Linked DNA regions of Homo sapiens: regions 1, 3 and 4 are each linked to region 2. Evidence: chromatin contacts called from ENCODE Hi-C or POLR2A ChIA-PET data. All regions are on one chromosome and are shown on one strand. The core of a region is the stretch at or near the end of the contact, and the rest is flanking DNA. Distances in the headings are between cores, read along the strand shown.

Region 1 (4,905 bases), core at 845-3,344, 2.1 Mb after region 2:
TACTCGAGCAATTCAATTCTCCAAAGGTGGGTTGTTTCTTCCCCAAAGGTAGGTTGTTACTATAAAGAGAAAAAGGTGGTTCTTTAATAAAGAAATCTTCTTAAAAACAACTGAAGTGTCTCTTACAATGATTACAGGATTAAAAAAAAAAGCAAGTTGGGAATTATGAAAAGCCACTAGGGAAGTCATGGTGATTAAAAAGAAAGGTTTTGGAGACAGATCTAGGTTCAAATTCCTGGTCGTGCTATTCAGAGAAACTTGTGAGGTTGGGTAAGTTTCTTCACCCCTTTTAGCCTCAATTTCCTTATCTGCAAAATTAGTCACTGTGTTAAATAAGAAATAGCAAACAGAGGTATTATTAGCACTGAGCCTGGTATGGGCCCAATAAGGCAGCTATTACCATTACTGTGAAGACAAGCTGACCAGGGACCTCATTAATAACGTTGCAAAAGCTGCTACGGTCGTTTTCCTTTAAAACTCAGGCTGGGCACGGCGACTGACACCTGTAATCCCAGCACTTTGGGAGGCCGAACTGGGCGGATCGCTTGAGGCTGGGAGTTCGAGACCAGCCTGACCAACATGGCGAAACTCCGTCTCTACTAAAAAATATAAAAATTAGCCAGGTGTGGTGGTGCGCGGCTATAATCCCAGCTACTGGAGAGGCTGAGGCAGGAGAATCACTTGAACCTGGGAGGCGGAGGTTGCAGTGAGCCGGGATCACGCCACTGCATTCCAGCCTAGGCGACAGACCAGACTTTGTCTCAAAAAAAAAAAAAAAAAAAAGACAAAAATCCACTCTTTGCTTTTTTAGTAGGGTAACAACTATTGGTAACTTTCTCTTGTTCGATATTAGTGTAAAGGACTCCACAGAAATAAGAACAAAAAGGGTAGAGTTAAAAACCGAATTTTACAGGTAGCAATAACCTGGACTCAGGTAAAAGTGCGTGATGAAGAATTGATCAAAGGGCCTTCATCCTAGCTTTCAACTATTCTACCAATCCTCAGTAGACTTGATGGGGGTTAGAATGGTATTCCCTGGCATATGCTTTTAAAACAAAATCATTTCAGGCAAAAGAAAAGTCTAGCACCCAGGATAGTACACATACTAGGCAGGATTAATCTTAATAATTACTTGTTGAATCAAGAAGTTGTACATTTCAGATGAAAATTTTAATTTCCTAGGAAACACCGACTTACATTGAACAAAATTTTCATTTGCTATTATTCTGGACTCACCGAGAGCTCAAGATTCTAGTTTTTATCTTCACTTATTTCAAAAACCTTATGCGGTAGGAATTATCCCCAAAGTAATGAAAAAAAGGAATGAGCTTTAAAAGCGGTTGAGTAAACTGCCTAAAGTTAACAGTTTCTAAAGTAAAGAAGCAGCTGAGATTTGAACTTGCTTTTTAGGGCTCAAAAATCCAAGCTGTCTGAGCTTCACTAAAGCATGTACCACTACTTGTCTCCCTAAACTGTCTGATACACAGAACATTTATTAAATTTTAAGGATTTTTGTTTTTGTCTTCTATGTTGCCAGTCCTTCCATTTCACATTACCTCCTTTGCTGGGTAAGCTATATACCCTCAATACAACGAGAATGGTGTCAGAGTACAAGCCTTAAGAACAGAAAATTTCTTTTACTCCGTACGCCAGAGGTCTGGCGCCACCACCACAAGCGACAAACACAGGCTGGGGTCCAGAAACGCTGCCGACCGCGCCCAGATCTCAAGTTTTAGTCAAGGCCCACGTTCAGACTAGGAGAGGGGAGAAGAGAGGGTTCTCTTTCCCCACACCCTCGCCACGGTGGAAGCACAGAGGAGAAGGTTGGAGTCGCAGTAACAGTGCAAACAATAAACCCGAAAGCCCCTCTTAAGCCCGTTAAACGCACTTACTTGATTGAAGTAATTCCAGGACGCTAGGCCGGCACCGGCAACGGAAAAGGCTTCTCTGTCCTCCAGCCCAGGCGCTGGTGCTGACGACATCTGGACTGCGCCGCAGAGAGTGAAGGCCCAGCGCGAGGCCGCGAGCCCAGCGCCCAGAGCGCGCGCTCACGAAAGGAGCGGGGCATCCCAACGGCGCCACCTTTAAGCGTCACGGGTGGGGCTGCAGCTTCTGGACCTAGGACTTTGAACATGTCGCGCCTGAAGCGGATAGCGGGGCAGGATCTCCGCGCTGGTTTCAAAGCAGGTGGAAGAGACTGCGGTACCTCGGTACCCCAAGGGCTGTTGAAGGCAGCGAGGAAGAGCGGCCAGTTAAACCTGTCGGGTAGAAACCTCAGTGAAGGTAAGACCCAGAGGTACGACCCTATTGTGTCTCCTGTCAGAAAGCCTTTGGCCCAGGCAACCTCCCTTTTCTCTGGGCTGGCTTTGGCCCCCTTTCTCAGACTGCTAGCCAGAATTTCTGTGCTCTAATCTAATCCCTGTGCTCATTTCGACCGGTTTGGTTAGCCCAGTTCAGTTCCTTCCCAGGTTCCCGCAATCTCTGTTAAAGGGACCCTGCTAAAAATACGGTCTAAATTTAAACGGGGCGCTTTCTGGGATTCCCACATTCTGTGGGATAAGCAACATAATATGTGACGAAACCAGCTATCAAATCACGGGCAAATCTTTTGTTTCTTTGGCCCTTATTTTCCTCCTCTTATTGTAATCTTCAAGGGCAATTACCAAAGCTAAAATTATATGTTTTATCGGCCCCTTTGTGAACCTGCACTGTTCCCTGCCGAGACGCTCTTCTGTATGCAGCTGTGCAGAGTTCTACTTACAAGGAATAATGAGTATATTTTCTAAGTTGAAGATCAGGATAGATGCCACACAGAGTGTTTGAATGTGGGGACATCCTGAGAAACCTGTTAAAGACCAAGAAGCACAAATCTGGGTACCATGAATGAATGGCCAGATGCTCTTCTGATTGTCGTGTGTGTGTGTGTGTGTGTGTGTGTGTAAGAGAGAGAGGGAGGGGAATGGAGAGATGGAGAAATAGAGCATTTTTCCTGTAATGTTTTTCTTCATTTATATTTAGGTTTTAAGACTGATTAAAACCTTCCATTTTCCTTCTAATGATTGCTTTCTTATTGTGACATGTATAAAGTAGATTAGGCAAGCAAATGCTTCTGAATGAATGAAAAGACACAGAATCCTTACTCCACCTAAAAGAGTTTTTGATCAATGGGAACATACTCATTTTCAAACTACAGTTGTGCATATATATATATCTACTTGGTTTCCCCAAAACCTGAAACATTTTTCTCTAAACTTGCATACCTATCATGCTAACATTCTGTTCTCTTACCTGTTTAATTTTTTAACAGCATTTATCACTATCAGAATTTATATCATTTATGTTTTTTGTTTTCTCTGCCCTCCAACCAAAAGGTTAATATCATGAAGTCAGTGAGCTTTGTTTTGTGCTTTGTTGTATTTCTATCACTGAAAATAGTGCTTGGTACATAGTAGAGTCTTATTAAATTTTGCGGAAGCAATAAGTAAGTGAATGAGTATTCTCAAATCATAAGTGGTGTGCTAGAATGTACTTATTGACTAGACTCAGGTGGTTTCGTCTGTTAAACTTTAAGAGAGCACATGGATTCTGACTCTTAGGTCCGTGATGATATGGATTAGAACTGCTTAGGTTATTGTTATATAACCAGAACCTAACACTTTACCTGGTACATAAAATGATTTTAAATGAGTGAATAAACAGCATTTCATAGGAGGGAAAGATATAAATGGCAGAAACTCATGGTATTTGTAGCTTATATATAAAAAAGGAATCCCTGTTACTATAATATAGAAAGTCTTTCTCTGTCTGGCTGTATGTAGCCCTCAGTTTCATCACTTGTTAGTGAAACTTTGATAGGCAAACCACTATAATTCTGAACTGTTTGTAGTTCGTTACGGGGTCGTGCTTCTTATCTTCCTATCTTTGCTCACATAACATTGAGATGGTTAATCACTCTGTGCCCTAATTTCTCATTTATTATGCAGGAGTCATAACAGGACCTATTAAGGTCTAAATGAGATAAAATGAAATAAAGTGCCTGGTACATAAAAAGTACACAGTAAAAATTCACCATTGCTGTTATCATGGCAGCACCTTCTAGTTGGTTTCCTGGAGTTTTTACTTTACATCTCACTCTTGCTACTCCAGAGGCTGAGGCAGGAGGATCACTTGAGTCCAGGAGTTTAAGGCTGTAGTGCCTTATGATCACACCTGTGAATAGCCACTGCACTCTAGCTTGGACAATATTGTGAGACCCTGTCCATAAACAACAACAACAACTACCCTCACACTCTAAATCCTAGTGTCATTACCAAGAGTTATTTTTCCAAAACAGATCTTACATCACTCAAAACGTTTAATGACTTCCCATAGCCCAGAAGATACGGTATAGGTAAACTTTTTAGCACAGCATACAAAAGTCTTTCTAAACCTTTCCCTTAACTATTTACTTTGAGGCCTCTTTTCAGTATCCTATACTTTGATAATGATAGTAGCTCATGCCTGTAATCCCAGCACTCTGGCAAATTGAGAGGCAGGAGGATCGCTTTGAGGCCAGAAATTCAAGACCAGCCTGAGGCAACATAGTGAGACCCCATCTCTACAAAAAATACAAGAATTAGATGAGCATGGTGGCGTGCGCCTTTAGTCCTAGCTACTTGGAAGGCTGAGGTGGGAGGATTGCTTGAGCCTGAGTTGGAGGCTGCAGTGGGTGCTGTGATTGTGCCATTGCACTCCAGCTTGGGCAAGAGAGTGAGATCCTGTCTCTAAAATAATAATAATGACACTAACAAAAATTACCTTTCCCCCAAACAACCATACTTTAAAATTTTTTAACGAACTTTTTTAATGAAAGTTGAGCAGATGGTACATTATATTCTCATATACCCTCTGTCTCCAGCTTAGAGT
Region 2 (5,029 bases), core at 968-3,467:
CAGTGACTCCTGACGCAAATGTCTCCGTTAGCTGCCCAGCCTTGGAGTGCCAGTTCAGCAGGGAGGTGTTGCTAGTTAAGGATTCGTCTGTAAGCCAGTCTGGGTGGTCACAGGTGATGGGAACCCTTCCCTTTCCCCATATATCCCCGTGCATGGCGATAAAAATCACTCTGAACACTGCTACCACCAAGCAAAACGACTCCCTGCCTGCCTCGTAAAGAGCTCAGTCTGCGGAGGCAGCCGGATGCTGACCCCTGCAGAGAGTCTTGCTTCGGTGCGCTTTGCCAAATGACCCTGCTAGCATTATGGAAAACGAGTTACGGACGTGTGAGGTTTTGCTTCATTTCCTCCAAAAGAAGAACTGGGATCTGGCAAAGAATATCTTCTTCAAACACTGCTAAAGGGGGATGGGGTGGAGGAAGGGAAAAAGTGTGTGAGGGGGAGGGAGCTTATTTTTTAATTACTTATTTTCCATTTTCACTTCCCCGCTCTGCTTCCCAAACTCCTCGCTGAACAAGATTGATTGGTGTAACTGCTAACGACTCAGCCTCGGTTCTCGCATTGATTTGCAAATGGCCCGGAAAAGCTTAAGGATCTTGAATCTGGAAATGAGTTCAAGAAGGAAAGAAGAAAAAAGAGTAGGGGTGGCCCCACGCCTAGTATCTCCTTCTGCCTTGGGCCAGGGCAGGGCTGAAAACAGCCCGGCGAGCTGCGGAGGGGCTGCTGCGTGGGGAAGCGGAGGTTACCGCTCTGCACCGCGGAGGAGCAAGCCTGTTAACGCGGTGTGGAGGCTGTTAAGAAATACAACCCTGCGACTCGTTAAACCCCTTAACTCTGCCCTGCCTTGACTCGGATGCGCCGATTATTCGGCCTGATAGGCTCAAATGGGTTAAACTGCCTCTTACATAACTGGACCGCCTGGGCTCTACACAATTAAAACACTTGATTGCAGTCTTTTCCCGACTCTACATCCCAGCATGACCCGCCCCGTCCCTCCCAGCGCGCCTGCGTGCCGCGCGTGCACAGGCCCCCGCGCGCACGACACGCTCTCTATCACACACACACTCCATGTTGACCATAAACAATCCCCTACTCACACACACAACTTAGTGTCAACACCCACAGATAAAAGAGGGGCGTCCTGCAATCCATACGGGCCGACCGCCACAAACACGCAAGCTGCTCTGCCGCAAGGCCTTGCACCTCCTCGTGTCCCCGCAAAAAAGCAGCGCCCCGCCACCGTCCCTACCTATTCCCGAGAAAACGCAGAGAGAACTAGTTGGCTGCTCGCTAACTGCAGCGTAGCCACCCAGGCAAGATTAGAAGAAAATAAACAAAAAAACAACTCACAGTCGCCGGCGTCATGATGGCGCCGACCACAACTTGGAGGACTTCAAACTTACGGTGCCTCGAGAGGTAAAACGCACCGGTGAGGGAAGGCAAAGCGCCCCTCAGCTCTCTTCACCCCAGCCCTGACACGGAGACTTTTCTAGCAAAGAATCCCTCTAGCGCTTACGACAGTAAGGAGAGCCTTCATTCTAAGGTGCCTCTCTTTCCCCCTTAGTTTGCATAATTGTGATACAGTTCCTCCTATTTTTTTTTTCGTTGTCTTGCTTTTCTTTTTTTTTTCTTGCTATCTTTTTTCTTTCTTTTTTTATTATTTTTTTAATCCCCCTCCCTTCTCCATCCCCAGTCCCCTGGCGGGGTTGCTAAGGAAACGGCCGCTTGGCAACGCGCGCGAGCCCGGGAGCCGGCGGCCGGCGCAGCGCTCCGCGCTGCTTCTGCTGCTGCTGTTGCTGTTGCTGCTGCTGCTGCTGGGATTGCAGCCGCCGCCGCCGCCGCTCGCCCTGCCTCCTCCCCCGCCGCCGCGCCTCCTCCCTCACTCGCCGGCGCGCTCGCCTCCTCGCTAGATGGTGTGCGAGCCGCCCGAGAATTAGACACACTCCGGACGCGGCCAAAAGCAACCGAGAGGAGGTGTAGTGTGGTGCCAGGGGGAGGGAGGGGAGGGAGGGAGGGAAAGCGAAGAGGAGGAGGGGAGGCAAAAACACCGAAAAACAAAAAGAGAGAAACAACACCCAACAACTGGGGTGGGGGGAAGAAAGAAAGAAAAGAAACCCACCCACCCACCAAAAAAAAAAAAAAAAAAAAAAAAAAAAAAAAATCCTGTGGCGCGCCGCCTGGTTCCCGGGAAGACTCGCCAGCACCAGGGGGTGGGGGAGTGCGAGCTGAAAGCTGCTGGAGAGTGAGCAGCCCTAGCAGGGATGGACATGATGCTGTTGGTGCAGGGTGCTTGTTGCTCGAACCAGTGGCTGGCGGCGGTGCTCCTCAGCCTGTGCTGCCTGCTACCCTCCTGCCTCCCGGCTGGACAGAGTGTGGACTTCCCCTGGGCGGCCGTGGACAACATGATGGTCAGAAAAGGGGACACGGCGGTGCTTAGGTAGGAAGAACGGCGTGCTTTTCGTACTTGTTTCGGTCTATCTTTCTGTCTCTCTTTGAACCCTCTTTGCCTTCTTTATAACACAAGCAATAATGCTGGTGGTGCTCATCATGGAAAGACCACATCCCAAGAATTCCAGGTGCAGATTCTTCCCGGAGCCCCGGCCCGTTTATGCTGGGGCAGGTAGCAAGCTGGACTCGTGATGCTAAAGCACTTTGCCGGAACGCCAAGTAGCCTGGGGATGAGTGAACTGTCAGGTTTAGAAGGAGGGGCAGGTGCCACTTTGAAACTCAATGCACAAGGTCTCTGTTTTACTGTCATGGGGTACTCCTGGAGAGTCTGACAAGTTTATCAGGTTTGTTTCTATTTTACTCCAGCATAAGCGACTCTTTCAAACTGCTGTTCTCTGCTCCCATTTATTTTCCCTCTCACTTGGACACTTAGGCTCGATTTCTTGCTCTTTATCTTTCTTTCCTTTTACCGCTTTCTGTTTTCTTTCTTTTCTCCTTCCTCATTCTCTTATACCATTTTCCCCACCTCCTTGTAACTCTTTTTCCCTCCAATATCTCTTTTCATACCTTTTCTATTTTCTGTTTTTTCCCTCCTTTTTAAAATTTCTTCTCATATTTTCTCATTTTTATCTCCACGACTCTAATTTCTGTTCCTCACATTTAATCCCCTTTCCTCCTCTCTTTTACCCTTTTTTCTTTTTGTCTATTTTTTTTATTCCTCCTTAATGTCCCTATCCTGTGCCCTGTCTTCCCTCTTTTGACTCCCATTTCTCATCCCTCTCCCCATACCGTTTCCCACCCCTGTGGCACACACAGGCATGGTCACTGTTCCCCTCCAGTACCATTTACTCACCCTCATAAATCTTATTTCCATAAACATACTAACTCACATACTCTCACATCCTCACATGCACTGGCACTTCCATGCTGTAAGAACCACTTCCACATTCAGATTGTCTCTCACTGTTTTTAAAAGGCATACTCTCCTTCTCTGTTCCACATTGTCACTCACACATGTGTACACACTGCCTGTCTCACTCGCTGCTCTCACTCTGTCTCTGCTTCTCTCTTTTTCTCTTTCTGTGTCTTTCTATCCCCTTTTTATTCCTACCTTCCTCCCTCCATCAGTCTTCACTTTTACTTATTTTTCTCATTTTCCCTTCTTTCCTCTGAGCTTGAGCTCTGAGGTGGTTTGTCATTAATAAACATCCATACCCTGATTTTACCCCTAAGCAACACTGCAGAGTGGGAGTCTGGGAATATTTTATTTCCTATGAAAATATAAATGGATGATCAGCAAAGCTTAGATCTAAACAAAGCTAAACGCCCTATTCCTTCATTTCTTTCCCATCACCCTCCCTTCTCCCCCTGCCACCCCACCTCACATTTCCCTGAAAGATCTTCTTTTTCTCCACTGGGTGGTAGTTGGCTTGTAAGTCTGGCTTGCACAACATCAGTGTACATGACATGTCTAAGGTGAAAGAGAGTGGGAAATGTTTCTGTTTGAAACATGCAACATATTTAAATTTAATGATGTGGGTGTGGTATATGACTTACACCTTTTGGAACATGCCTATGAGTTCAAATTTGGAATACTATCGTATTTTTTAATATACACTAATACATATGTTTTTAATAATTTCTGTTTTGAATAACAAATGCCACTATATACAAAAGTAACTAATATCTTTGATATTACACAGTAAAAAAAAACTTTTCATTGTTGGTAACAGTGATAAATTCTTTGTCACAGAGAGGATATAAATTAAGCCTGTATTTTCTCTTTATGTTAAGTTTGTTTTAGAAGTTTGAACAACAGTGGTAAGGGCAAGACACTATCTTCAGAGATTGCAAACACATATCATGGGAGCTGCAATATGTATTTTTGTAGCAAGCAACATATTGCTTATTTGTAGTGAGCATTACCATTTCCACCCTAAAGGGTTTAGGAGACTGCTTTTCTTTCAATAATGTATCCTGGCATTTGGTTTCCCAAACAAACAACAATTTAATAAATACTATGGTTAGTGAAGATAGCTGGACCCACATTCTGCTTCCAGGAGACCCATGTTTAGTTCACTCATTGCTTCCAACAGTGGAGCTTCCCTAATATGTGGGGACCATATATTTCCAGTGTTGTTGGTTTGGTGCAGTCCTTGTTTACTTTGTGTGCTCTGTACCTCATCCATTTTGATGCTATATCCCGCATTTTGTGATACTGAGGGAACTTGACTTTCAAACTTCTTAAAGAGAACAGAGTCTCTGTGTCTTCTCAATAATGTTTCTAACAAATTAGATTTTAGTTTTTAAATTTTTTTATCATATGAAATAGAAATTTGAACTGCATTACTTTTACTCAAAGCAATTTGCTTACAGTAATTCTGAAATTCTCTAAGAATTATCCAGTTGTTGAACTTCTTACATTGTCTGTAGGTTTTAAACTAATTTAACGTATCCATTTATAAGAAATTCTCTCTCCATTAGAAAATGTTAAATATTGTCAGTTATTTTTTTCTTGACTCTTCTCTACAGCTGGTAATTTCCTCTGATCATAGACCATTACAGATAGAGCTTAAGGACT
Region 3 (4,871 bases), core at 1,387-3,886, 2.4 Mb before region 2:
TTTCTTTGTAAATCACCTTATCTGTGGTATTCTGTTATAGCAACAGAAAACAAATAAGACTGTCACTGATAGTTTAGATCTGTGATTCCTAAGTCCAGCTGCTGTTCACCCTGAATGAAGATCCAATCAACACTGTAGGTGTAATCCTTATCTCCCCGCTGCCCTTCTACTTCTCTCAATCTCCTGACCCTGACTCTCACTCCACAGGTCTTTCTATAAAACTGAAATCTTTTTATAAATTTATGATACTTCTGGGGACATCTGGGGACTTTTTTTTTCCTATGAGAAAGTGAAAAGGACTCCAGTGACTATTTGGTCTTGAAACAGTTTAATTTAGTTTTTTTCTTTATTCCCTTTCCCTATCTCCATTCTAGAAATTAACATAGAAACTCATTCTGGCTAAATTCCCAATACATTTTCACAGTGAGCATTTTCTGAAGTGAAAATTAGTAGCTTCCTTGCAGTTTTCATCAGGAATGTGAAATTGTGGAGCTCACAGGGGTGGAGAACTCAAACCCCATTTATGAATTAATACATGCTGTTGAGGGTACCTCACTGTCTGCAGAGTGCTGGCGAATCTTTTCTACAGAATCCTGAGTATCTAAATAGTATATTTTAATTTCCCTTCTCATTGAACCAGTGAGAAAATACCATTTTCTATTTGCAAAAATGAATTTTGTAACAACTAGTATCTATATAAGATTACATTATTTACACCATCCTTAGGGATTGGCAGCACCTGGGGCAAGTTACAGTGTATCTTTCTAGTTCCTCCTCCTCCTTCCCCAGTCCCGATTTTTATCCAGGTGAAATCTAGTTACAGTGAGCATTAAGGGCAACCTCAAATGGAAACCAATGTTAGTGGGGATAGACATACGGTAGGGGACACGGGGAGATGACCTCTGCCTTAGTCTAGCTCTGGCCAGTTGGGCTCTGAAGCAGCCTTGAATCCTTCAGTCTCAGGACCTAAGCTATTGGGCTAGCATCATATTTTTTTTTTTTTCTTGGAATGGCTCTGGTCACTCAGGTCCAAAACCTGTAATGGTATAGAATATCTGGCTTCTCTGGCAATTTATAGGGGCCACGGAAAAGTAAATCAACTTGTAATTGTTAAAGGCATTTGTAGGCTGAAATCAGATAGATCTGGATTTGAATCCTAGTTTTTCCCATTGGAAGCCACTGTAGATGTCAGAAAAAATAACTAATTTCTTTATGTATTAGTTTTGATAGCTATGAAATGGAGAAAAAAACCTGTCTCATAAAATGAAGATGAGGATTAAATGAGATAGTAAATGCTCAATAAAAGGCTGAGGAGAGCATTTAGTAACAACTCGTTACAAATGCCACCACTCAAGAGTTTCCTTTTTTCCCTTCACTCATGCTGCAAACATTTATTAAACTGTTGCTTCCTTCTGAGAATATAGAAAAATGGAATAGATGTACAAAATGAAATGGAGGAGCTTGCATTTGAGTAGAAAAGGCAGCATCTACTTCAGCAAGTGTTATACAGGGGGTAAGCACAAAACAGGCATATCCCAGCCGAGTGGCCCCCTGAGGCCAGAGTCATTAGCACACCTGAGGATGTCAAAGAGGAAGTGTTTAAGCTAAGTGTTACAGGATGAATAGAAGTTTTCCAAGTAGTCAAGGGTGAAAGTATGTTTCCACTAGAGGGATAGCGCAAGAGTTTGGTTTTGCTAGAGTTTAAGGTAGTGGAGAAAGTGGTCACACAGGCTCGGGAAAGACACTGGGGCCAGGTGATGAGGGCCCCTGAATGTCACACTAAGGAGTTTGAACTCTGTCATACTCAGTGGGTCTTTACCACGTGAGGAAAAGCAGAATGACGTTAATGAGGTGATGCTCTTCCCACCTCTAAATGTGGCTGACCCAGAATAGAGACCCTAGAAAGCTCAGTCACCACTGATGCGTCCAACCCTTCACTTATACATGAGGAACCTGAGGCCAGAGATCAAGTCATTCTGCAAAACACCTGACCAAGCATGAACAAAACAAGAATAGGTTATCTAAGTCTAGTGCTTAAACTTCCTCCACATTCAGATCCTCCTTTAAATCCAGGCTGCTTCATCTAAGCCCTGCATTCCATGTACTGGATTCCAATGTAAGTACTGTTTCTGGGTGCTTTACTGAATAACTGCGTCTCCCCCATCTTCTGAAAGCCAGCTCTGTCAGCCCTGCCCACTGGAAGTGGGGACCTCAGCTAGGAAGAAGGATAGGGGTTTTCCAAGGAGAAAATGAGTCGATTGTAATGCCTTACAGATGCAGAAACAAATTCAAAACCCAAAACAGATTGAGAGACGTCCTTCTTTCCCTCAAATTTGCAATCGCTGTTTTAGCACTGGAAACCACCGCATCACGCAGTAGCTGCTCCCTGCTCTTATTACCCTCAGCCGCTACCCAGTCCTTCCTTCCCCAGGGCCTAGCAGGAAGCACGCCAGCCAAAATGTGTGGGTGTGCCTGTGTGTGTGCACGAGTGTGTTTGTGTTTTCATGTTACAGATACCTGGGGAACTCGCGCCCTAGAGCAACAGAGCAGGGGCTTGCTTGGGTCTCCTCCCTATCAGGGCCCAGAAAAAGGGGTAGAAGCTGGCTTCACTTCCAGCTTCCGCAGGCTCGGTTCCAGTAGCGCCTCCGCTTCTCCAGACCCTGGGCGCTTGCCTCTCTCCTCCCTTAGCAACAGGGAAGCTGTGGATACCAACGGAGGGTGGGAGCCCGGGAGGCTGCGGGTAGCCCGGGCGCCCAGGGGCGGCGGCGGCCCAGCCCAGGTGCCCGCGCACAGGGGACCTCGGTGCGGAGCCACCCCTCGAGCGCGACTGTCGCAGCGCCAGCGCGCACGGGGCCCCACGCACCCACCCTCCGCACCTGCCGCGGGGTCCAAAAGGGATCCTGCAAAAATGAGCCATTCTCACCCCGCTGGGTAAGTGACAACTGGAGCTTTTCCACGCTGTGGCAGGTGGCGGCTTCAGCCAGCTGCCCCTCCTCCTCCCTCCTGCTGCGGAGGGAAGGGGCGAGAGGGGAGCGAGGGGGAGGGCTGGGGAGAGGAAAATATATACGAATTCTGGGTTGCAGCGAGGATGGCAGAAATCCCAGGCATCATGTCTCCTCCCTCCCCTTCTTCGTTTCTTTCACCCACGTTCGCCCCTTTTGAAATTTTCACCCTGGAAGGATTAAAAAATGGAAGTGAAAAACGCATACATTAAGCAAGGACCTTCGCTGGGATCAAGAAGATCCTGTGGTGTGGAACATGTGTGTTTAGATGCAAAAGAAGAGGTTACCAAAATAAGAATTCGTTTGGAGATTTGAGAATGAGAGATGCATTCTCACCTTAGCTTACATATAAGCGAGGTGTGAGTTCATTCAGTATTGAAAGATGTTTCATTGGGAAAAGGGGGTATTATTTCAGGGATTTTTTTCTGCCCAATCTCAAAAGGACCATAAGGGTCTTTAAAAAGTATTTTAATAAAGGAAGGTTATATGGCACAGGAAAAGAGAGGGAGGAGTTGTGTGCCTGTGTATTTACTCATGATCTTCAGTTGCTTTAGGTAGGTGAACCCCTTAGATAACCTATTTTGGCAATTTTCAATGTATTCTAGAAAGAACACCGTCATTATTGGCTGTTGCAAAAAAAAAAAGTTTCTTTTTTTATTGGAAGGGAGAATATCCAATTTCCTCCTGAATTAAACAATGTAATGCATATTAGACGATTTTTTATTATGATACATCTAGTAAGAAGATAAATATCCTAGTCAATCTTGCAATTAAATTGAAGGCACTTTCCTTTTTAATTGCATTTATTGCACATTTTTAGGAGCAGCAAATTAGCAGAGGACAACATATTTGAGATCATTTGGAGTTTGTGATGTTTGAAGTACCACATTAGTCGTTGTGTTGGAACTTATACCCAAACTTCAAGATTTTACTTTTTAATGAATTCTCTGAGTGTAATGGCGTAAATGAAAATGTTTGAAAAAACTAAAGCCATATAAGGTGCCACGTTGGAAATCAGTTTCAGAACTTTTAGAAAAGTGATATAGCTATGATTACATAAACTTTTTGTTTTATCTCAAGTTGAATTTAATTTAGGTACTTTTTAACATTTTGATGCTGAACTCCTGTGCAATTTTTAGTTATCTGTGGGTCATGTAAGATGCTACGTAAGATGCAAATAGCACTATTTTTCAGCAGCTGATGTTTGCAGTATGTTTGCATTTGGGAAAATAAATATGTCAGTCATGGTTGTCTTCCTATGTTTTTCAAGTTTTTGGCTAGTTAGAATCTGATTAGACCATTTAATAATCTATTTTAAAATGTGAGAAAAATGTAGCTATTGATTAAACTGTGCATGATTAAGATTTCAGAAACTGAAGTCAAATTTTTCTGAAGTTCCATTAGTTCCAAGCCTATGGGGAAAAGGGAAATTTGTGATTTAATGCAAGAGTATGTTTCATGGTACTCTTCAGGAAAGGTGTTAAGATGGCAACAAATACTTTGCACTTAAATGGTAAGCTCCTGAAAAGTAGGCACCATATTGTATTAATTTCTCTGATCCCTTCACTTAGGACAGTGTTCAGAACAAAATAAAACTCAACAAATGTGTGCTGAATAAATGGTATTGCCGGATGGTGCATCCAATCTAGAGATGCATGTATTCGGAAATGAAAATTGTGTTAGAACTAAATATTTATTATGTGCATACGATGTGCCAGGCTCCATTCTAGTGTTTTATATGAACTACCTTATTAAATCTTCCCACTCATGCTGGTTTTTAGTTACCCTCATTTTTACAGATAAGGAATTTGAGGACTTATTGGGGGAACCCGCCCCCAATATTTCAACATAGATTCTTTATATTTTCCA
Region 4 (5,559 bases), core at 2,289-4,788, 2.9 Mb before region 2:
TATTAAACCTTAATAAGAGCAGGAATATATTGAAATGGTTTTTATTTAAATGGACCTATAAACTTTAACTTTGGAAAAGCCTCAGGTAACTGTAAAAAAACATAGGACTGTATTTTTAAAATTTGTCCAGAAAAGATCCTTTAAGCTACTTTACAGTGGCTTTCACCAAAAGAGACACTGCAAAAGGGAATCAGTTAATACATACCAACTTAAAATTCTTCTAAGCAGTCATGGGCGTGGGCGTCACTGGGGTGGAGAGACCACAGTCCGTTTAGAGGGAACAAAGATGTTTAAGAAAGGAATAATTCGGGGCTGGGTGAAAAATAACTAAGCAGGTTTCTGTCTCAGAATGGATAAGGGTTTTTCCACTTCCCTTCCACTACAAGCCAGTGGCTGACTCCAGCGCATCCACACACATCCGGCGCGTCCAGACCAGGATGTGTCACACATTAGCTGTTTTGCAACGACATAGAAGAGTCTGGGATTTCTTCTCACTTTATCCCACCGCATGAGTTGCCCTAAACTGGGCTGATTTTCTGCAAAAGCCTACAACCTTCACCCAGAACTTGAACGGAAAGGTTGGTGGGAGGAACATTACTCTTTTCCCAGAGCTCCCACGCTAAGCCCGCTCCCCTTGGGCCTCGCACCCGAGGCCCTATCCTACCTTGAGAAGGTATTTGTCCACGATCTCCAGGCCGCAACTGTTGCACACACACTTGCCAGGAGGGCAGCCGGAGCCCGAGGCCATGGACCGGGGCGAGGACGACGGGGACAGCGGGGCCGAGGAGGAGCACGAGTCCTCGTCCCCCGCTCCCTCGGGGCTCACCTGCAGGAAACCGCGAGGCGCAGGCGGTTCTAGACCCCTCCTCCCCTTCGCATCCCACCTACCCACAAGGGCGCCCCCACCGCCTCCCCTCCCTTCCCCCTGGCCACCCCACCCCACCCCCAGCTTCTTGAGGTCACGATTCTCGCCCTCTTCCCCGAGTCCAAGCTCTGGCTACGCACCCGCTGGGGCTGCCGACCCCTGACCTATTCGGACCCCAGAAGTCTTGCGGCCCTGCCCTCCTCGCGGGCCAGCTAAGCTTCCCACCCCACCCAGACCCTCTCCGCCCCGTCCTCTGTCTGCTGCAGGAGGGGCCAGCTGGGCCCTGGAAGGAGCGCGGGGACAGCGGCCCTTCGTCCTGCGCCGCCTCCCCACGGCCAGTCTTGCCAGCACGCGAGCCCCTCCGCACTCACCAGTCCCTCTTCCCCGGCGCCTTTGCGAGTCCTCCCGGCCGCCAGGGCTGTAGTCCGCCCGCACTCCTCTGACATGAGCCCCTGACACTGCGGAGTAGGAGGGGGAGAAAGTATGGAGAAACAGATCAGAAGTTCCGAGCGTGCTGCCCGCCCCAGCCTCGGCGCGGGGAGCGAGCTAATGAAGGCCCTCAGAGTGCGGGGCAGCGCGTGCAGCCGTCACGGCGCCTGAGCCCGGGCGCCGCGGGCGGGCTGGCGCGCAGCCTCCTTCGCTGGCCGCTGGCGGCCGCCACCCGAGCGCTGGTAGCTCGTCCCGCGCTCCCCGGGCTCCGGGTCTCCGGCGCTCACCCGGGCACGTCGGTTCCCCGCCCCCCCGCCGGGGATAACAAGTTAATAACAATCATCCCCTCACAAAGCTCTTTCTTTCCAGACGTCAATCATAGCGGAGCGGGGAACACCGGGCTAAAGGGGGTGCGGGGCAGTGGGAGGTGGAGTGCGAGAGAAGAAAAGAGGATTGAGGAGGGGGTGGGAGAAGAAACTAGATTTCTTTAATAACCTCAATTAAAAGAGCAAGACACATATATATTTTAAAAAGGGGGCTTTTTGAATAGGATAGCCCGAAAGGTGAAGAGGTTTAATAGGATACTTGAAAGCTAATTACAGCGGGATTTAAGAAGCCTGGTGTTTGTTCCGATGACAATTTGAATGAAAATGCTTCAGATTAAACCGAGCCAGCAGCTCTTTCGTAAACTTACAGCAATTAGAGTGGCGAGTGATTTACACTCGTTTCTTTAAGGTGTAAATTGCCACTTATTGCTCAGTAAGTCAACATTTGAGCTACTAAAGGATTATTTTTAACCAGCGCAAAAAGCGGGTAGAATAATGGAAAATATCCAGCTGAATTTAATTTGTGCCATTAAAAGAACTCACCCAACCTCTGACAAAATGTTTTAAAGAAACAACGCGCGTTACTCAAGTGTTTCCAAGTATTTGCTGGAGTTTTGTTCTTAAACGAAAACGCAGCGTCCCTGGGCTTAGACCGCTTTCGTTTCCAAAAACTCTAGCTCGGGGGCGGGTGGGTACCCCGAACTCGAGCGGCTCGCACTTCTGCATTTCTGACTGTTCGCCTCCCCTTCTCCCTCCCTCTGGAAGCACCAGGCAAGATACCAACCTGGGGGCCTCCCGGACCGTCGGCCGAGACCCTCCCTTTCTGGGGTGCGCTCCCTACGCGGGACCCAGCGTAGCTGCACTGAGGCCGCGTCCTCACACACAAAGGGCGTTTAAACAGAACAGCTCCGCTTTCGCCTGGTGTCCCCAACCGGCTTCGGAGCAAAGAAATAGTCAGGGGCGCCCCGCGCGCGTCCTGCTGAGGCCCTCAGACAGGCTGCAGATGATTTCAAACTTAAAACACCAAATACCCACAGGTCCTGCCTCCCGAGTGAGGTGAGAGCTTGTCAGCTTCCCCAGTCTACTCAGACAAACCGCGTGACTCGTTTTGTGCCCTGCGGTTTTCTTTTGGCATTTTAGGTAAAATGGCTCTCCCGGCAAGCCCAGGGATCCCGGAGGCCTTTCTGGAGCCCCGCAGAGGGAGGTGTGCCTCAGGGCAGGCAAGTGTCCGCGGGCAGCCGAACGAAACGAGCCAGGTCTCCGGTTCCACCCGACAGCCGCCCAGTCCTCCCGACCCACTCTCCCGGACCGCCACGATCACCACAGCAAATAGAACAAAAGCACGACTCACATGGACCTGAGAGCGCCTTAGGCTCGAGGCTTCATCTCCCAAATTACAGTCTCCATGTCTCAGGTTAAGTGAGCTTTTGGGGAGGGAGTGCAATGATTACTGACTAACGCTACTACGTAATAAAAAAAAAAAATTGCCAGGTCTGAAGATGAGGCCGTTACAGGTAGTTTCTGAACCTTGTTTAGGAGCCCAAACAACTCGAGTTTCAAGGACACTGCGATTCAGCTGGTCTGGCCAGGCGTCGGCTCGCTCACCTTCTCAGGGGGAACTGCCAGCTCCGGCACGTCCTTTGCTACTAGTTTACACACAAACATCTGATCGTTCTTCCAATACATGGCACTGCTAGGGCTGCTTATCACATACCAACTCCAGAGGGTCAGAGGCTGTCCGTGTCTGCCGATCTCCCCCCTCCCCCGCCCCGATCCACTAATAAAAGCTGATGCCGAGAAGGATAATGCTACAAGTGTGTCTTCGTCCAAAGAGGCCGCTGTGGCCTGACCACTTTCTGATGAACCGTTCTTAAAATTCCTTTCCCAGCTTCACTGAGCTCTGAGTGAAGTGAGCACTGAGCTTTTCCTGAGTCCCTCCAGGAAAAGAAAAAAAAAAAAGTTTTGTTTTCCAGAGGGTGGAACCTAATATAAAGGAAGGGGGCGTGTGGGGGAAAGTCTTTCCTGGAGAAATTGCTTCGCCTCTTTCAGGAAAACCCGCCTTCTCTACATGTTAAAATCTTTATCAGAACACGCCAACTGACTTCAGGTTTAGTACTAAAGAAAAAAAAATTGGGGGATGTCCTGTTAACTTGACTTTAAAAAATCTGCTGTCTGCATTTGCCATAACTTTTAAATTCTCGCTCCCCAACCCAAACCTAAACAAAGATTCAGGTTACATCTCTTTCTGCAGCAAGCAGAAGGGGAAGTGGAGGTCTGGGTGACTTGAAAGTTTTAGTCATTCTCTTGAAACTCGCAGCTGTCCGGTGTAGCCGAGGAATGCCACCGCTCCTGGCAGCCTGGGAGCTGACTTATCTAGCAGTTCGCGCTCCCTTTCCGAAAAGTTTTCTCATTAAGATAAAGAAGGAACATCTGAGCAACACAAAAGCTTATGATTTGCGACTAGATTTGAAATCAAGGCTACAAGAAAGACAAAAGTATGTTGCTAATGAGTATTGCTCTTTCATCTCCTAGACAAAATGTAAGCCCGAGCAGCCTTGTCTTCTGCCTCAAGTTCTGACTGCGGGGCGGGGAAGCGGCGGAGGGAGGTATTCAGGGTACCTTAATTTTGATTAAGATTGGAAGGTGTGTTTGTTTAAACAGACTCTTTGTGGTATAAACTTTATTTCATTATTTAGTGTATAAAGACAAATTTGGTTAAAAGATTATTTTTAAATGATTTTTGTTTCCATTTAAAAAGCTAAACTTCTGAAACTAAGAAGATCTAGGAGTCTATTTCTTAAAGGCCTTTAACAGAATCATAGGATTTTGCTTTAATTAGATGGAAATATATATGTAAAACACACACACGCACACACACATATCTTATCTCCTTGCCTTATTTGTATAGAAGAAAAAGAGCGAAATGATCTTGCCCAGACCCCAGCTCGGTCAGCAGCCGGCTAGCGGAGGAGATAGATAGCCTTTCCTGTGATGAAGTGAGCCTGTGTAAGAGTCTGGGACCGAGTTACCACTACAAATTTAGTTTTTCCTCCATTGCATTTTTCTCCCATAAACACTAGAGTCTTCAGAGCATTTTCCTATCGCCATTGTTTTTCTTTTCGCGCAGCTGCGCACAAGTTAATATTAGCCATCCCCCTGCCGGTCCTCTCTGGGAGATCTCGTTTAAATTTACTGAGCGAAGGGAGGAGGACGATATAATTAATCTGTGCCCTCTTAGAAAATTGAAAGATTGGGGTGGACTGACTTTTCAAAAAGCTAACTTGTGCGTGGGAACCAGAAAGACTTGTGTTTTTCATCAAATGCAGAAATCGGTATTGGGGGTGGTGGAGAAATTCACATAATGCATTTTCCATGAAATAGCATCGTTGTGGAGACCGCTCTTCCGAATGGAAAGTCAGAGTCGTGCAGAACATTGGCGCCATCAGGTCGTGTATAGAGCAGGATTTCGTTGAAAGTGGAATTAAACATAAAGGTCCGGTTTGGATATTTAATTACAGTGTGTGTGTGTGTGTGTGTGTGTGTGTGTGTTAGGGTTTAAAGTGAATCTGGGGTACTGTCTGGCTACTATCGAGGAGAATTTATCGCGCGGGTCATTTGGAGATCCAGAGAGAGCTGGAGCTGTGTTAGGGAAGCAGGGCGGGGGTGCGGGCATTTATGCGGTCTTTCCACCCACCCTCGCCTAATCAGGCGGCTCTCAGTCAGGTTTTCAAAATACTAACCTTGATCTAAGAGCGTCTATCTCTGCATAAGTGGAGAAAATGATTCATTTTTAGAGGTTTCTGGGCTTGGGGAAGAAGAATGGTCGTCAGACAGGAGCAGAAGACGTGAAAGATTGGTCTGGCCTCGCTTTACTCCAGGCGCCTTGTGGGATGCTGACCTGTCCCGGGGTGCAGCTGCGCGCACCCCTCCTTGAGCTGT

What was found. A loop is a pair of places that touch in the nucleus more often than their neighbours do. ChIA-PET counts read pairs that join two places held with the same protein, here RNA polymerase II (POLR2A). Pooled maps may share reads with other maps.
Region 1: a loop to region 2 is called in a map of naive thymus-derived CD4-positive, alpha-beta T cell, with 11 times the contacts of the local background. The contact joins the promoter of LRRC40 here to the promoter of NEGR1 in region 2. A Hi-C loop is called at or near these places in 1 of 168 maps with a recorded cell type or tissue (naive thymus-derived CD4-positive, alpha-beta T cell) and 6 of 50 pooled maps. POLR2A ChIA-PET finds 5 or more read pairs at or near these places in 1 of 52 experiments (Panc1).
Region 3: a map with no recorded cell type shows a loop between it and region 2 (2.9-fold over the local background). The contact joins the promoter of ERICH3 here to the promoter of NEGR1 in region 2. A Hi-C loop is called at or near these places in 1 of 168 maps with a recorded cell type or tissue (IMR-90), 1 of 37 single-sample maps with no recorded cell type and 5 of 50 pooled maps. POLR2A ChIA-PET finds 5 or more read pairs at or near these places in 1 of 52 experiments (BJ).
Region 4: a map with no recorded cell type shows a loop between it and region 2 (10-fold over the local background). The contact joins the promoter of LHX8 here to the promoter of NEGR1 in region 2. A Hi-C loop is called at or near these places in 4 of 37 single-sample maps with no recorded cell type and 6 of 50 pooled maps.

Annotation. Positions count from the first base shown.
Region 1 is chr1:70,202,768-70,207,672 of GRCh38, reverse strand. LRRC40 (leucine rich repeat containing 40) reads left to right here and starts at 2,094. Exons shown (of 15, transcript NM_017768.5): 1 at 2,094-2,283. The coding sequence starts at 2,133. It also overlaps a transcript of SRSF11 not described here. RefSeq lists enhancers at 1,871-2,180, 2,441-2,500.
Region 2 is chr1:72,279,727-72,284,755 of GRCh38, reverse strand. NEGR1 (neuronal growth regulator 1) reads left to right here and starts at 2,217. Exons shown (of 7, transcript NM_173808.3): 1 at 2,217-2,437. The coding sequence starts at 2,262. LOC105378797 (a long non-coding RNA gene) reads right to left here and starts at 1,822. Exons shown (of 6, transcript XR_947506.3): 1 at 1,351-1,822. RefSeq lists an enhancer at 1-399 and silencers at 1,781-1,870, 1,971-2,030.
Region 3 is chr1:74,671,557-74,676,427 of GRCh38, reverse strand. ERICH3 (glutamate rich 3) reads left to right here and starts at 2,636. Exons shown (of 15, transcript NM_001002912.5): 1 at 2,636-2,931. The coding sequence starts at 2,909.
Region 4 is chr1:75,132,367-75,137,925 of GRCh38, reverse strand. It overlaps LHX8 (LIM homeobox 8), which reads right to left and starts at 3,538. Exons shown (of 9, transcript NM_001256114.2): 1 at 2,972-3,538; 2 at 1,237-1,323; 3 at 665-826. The coding sequence starts at 1,311. It overlaps LHX8-AS1 (LHX8 antisense RNA 1), which reads left to right and starts at 5,350. Exons shown (of 2, transcript NR_187397.1): 1 at 5,350-5,559. RefSeq lists enhancers at 2,721-3,233, 5,391-5,559.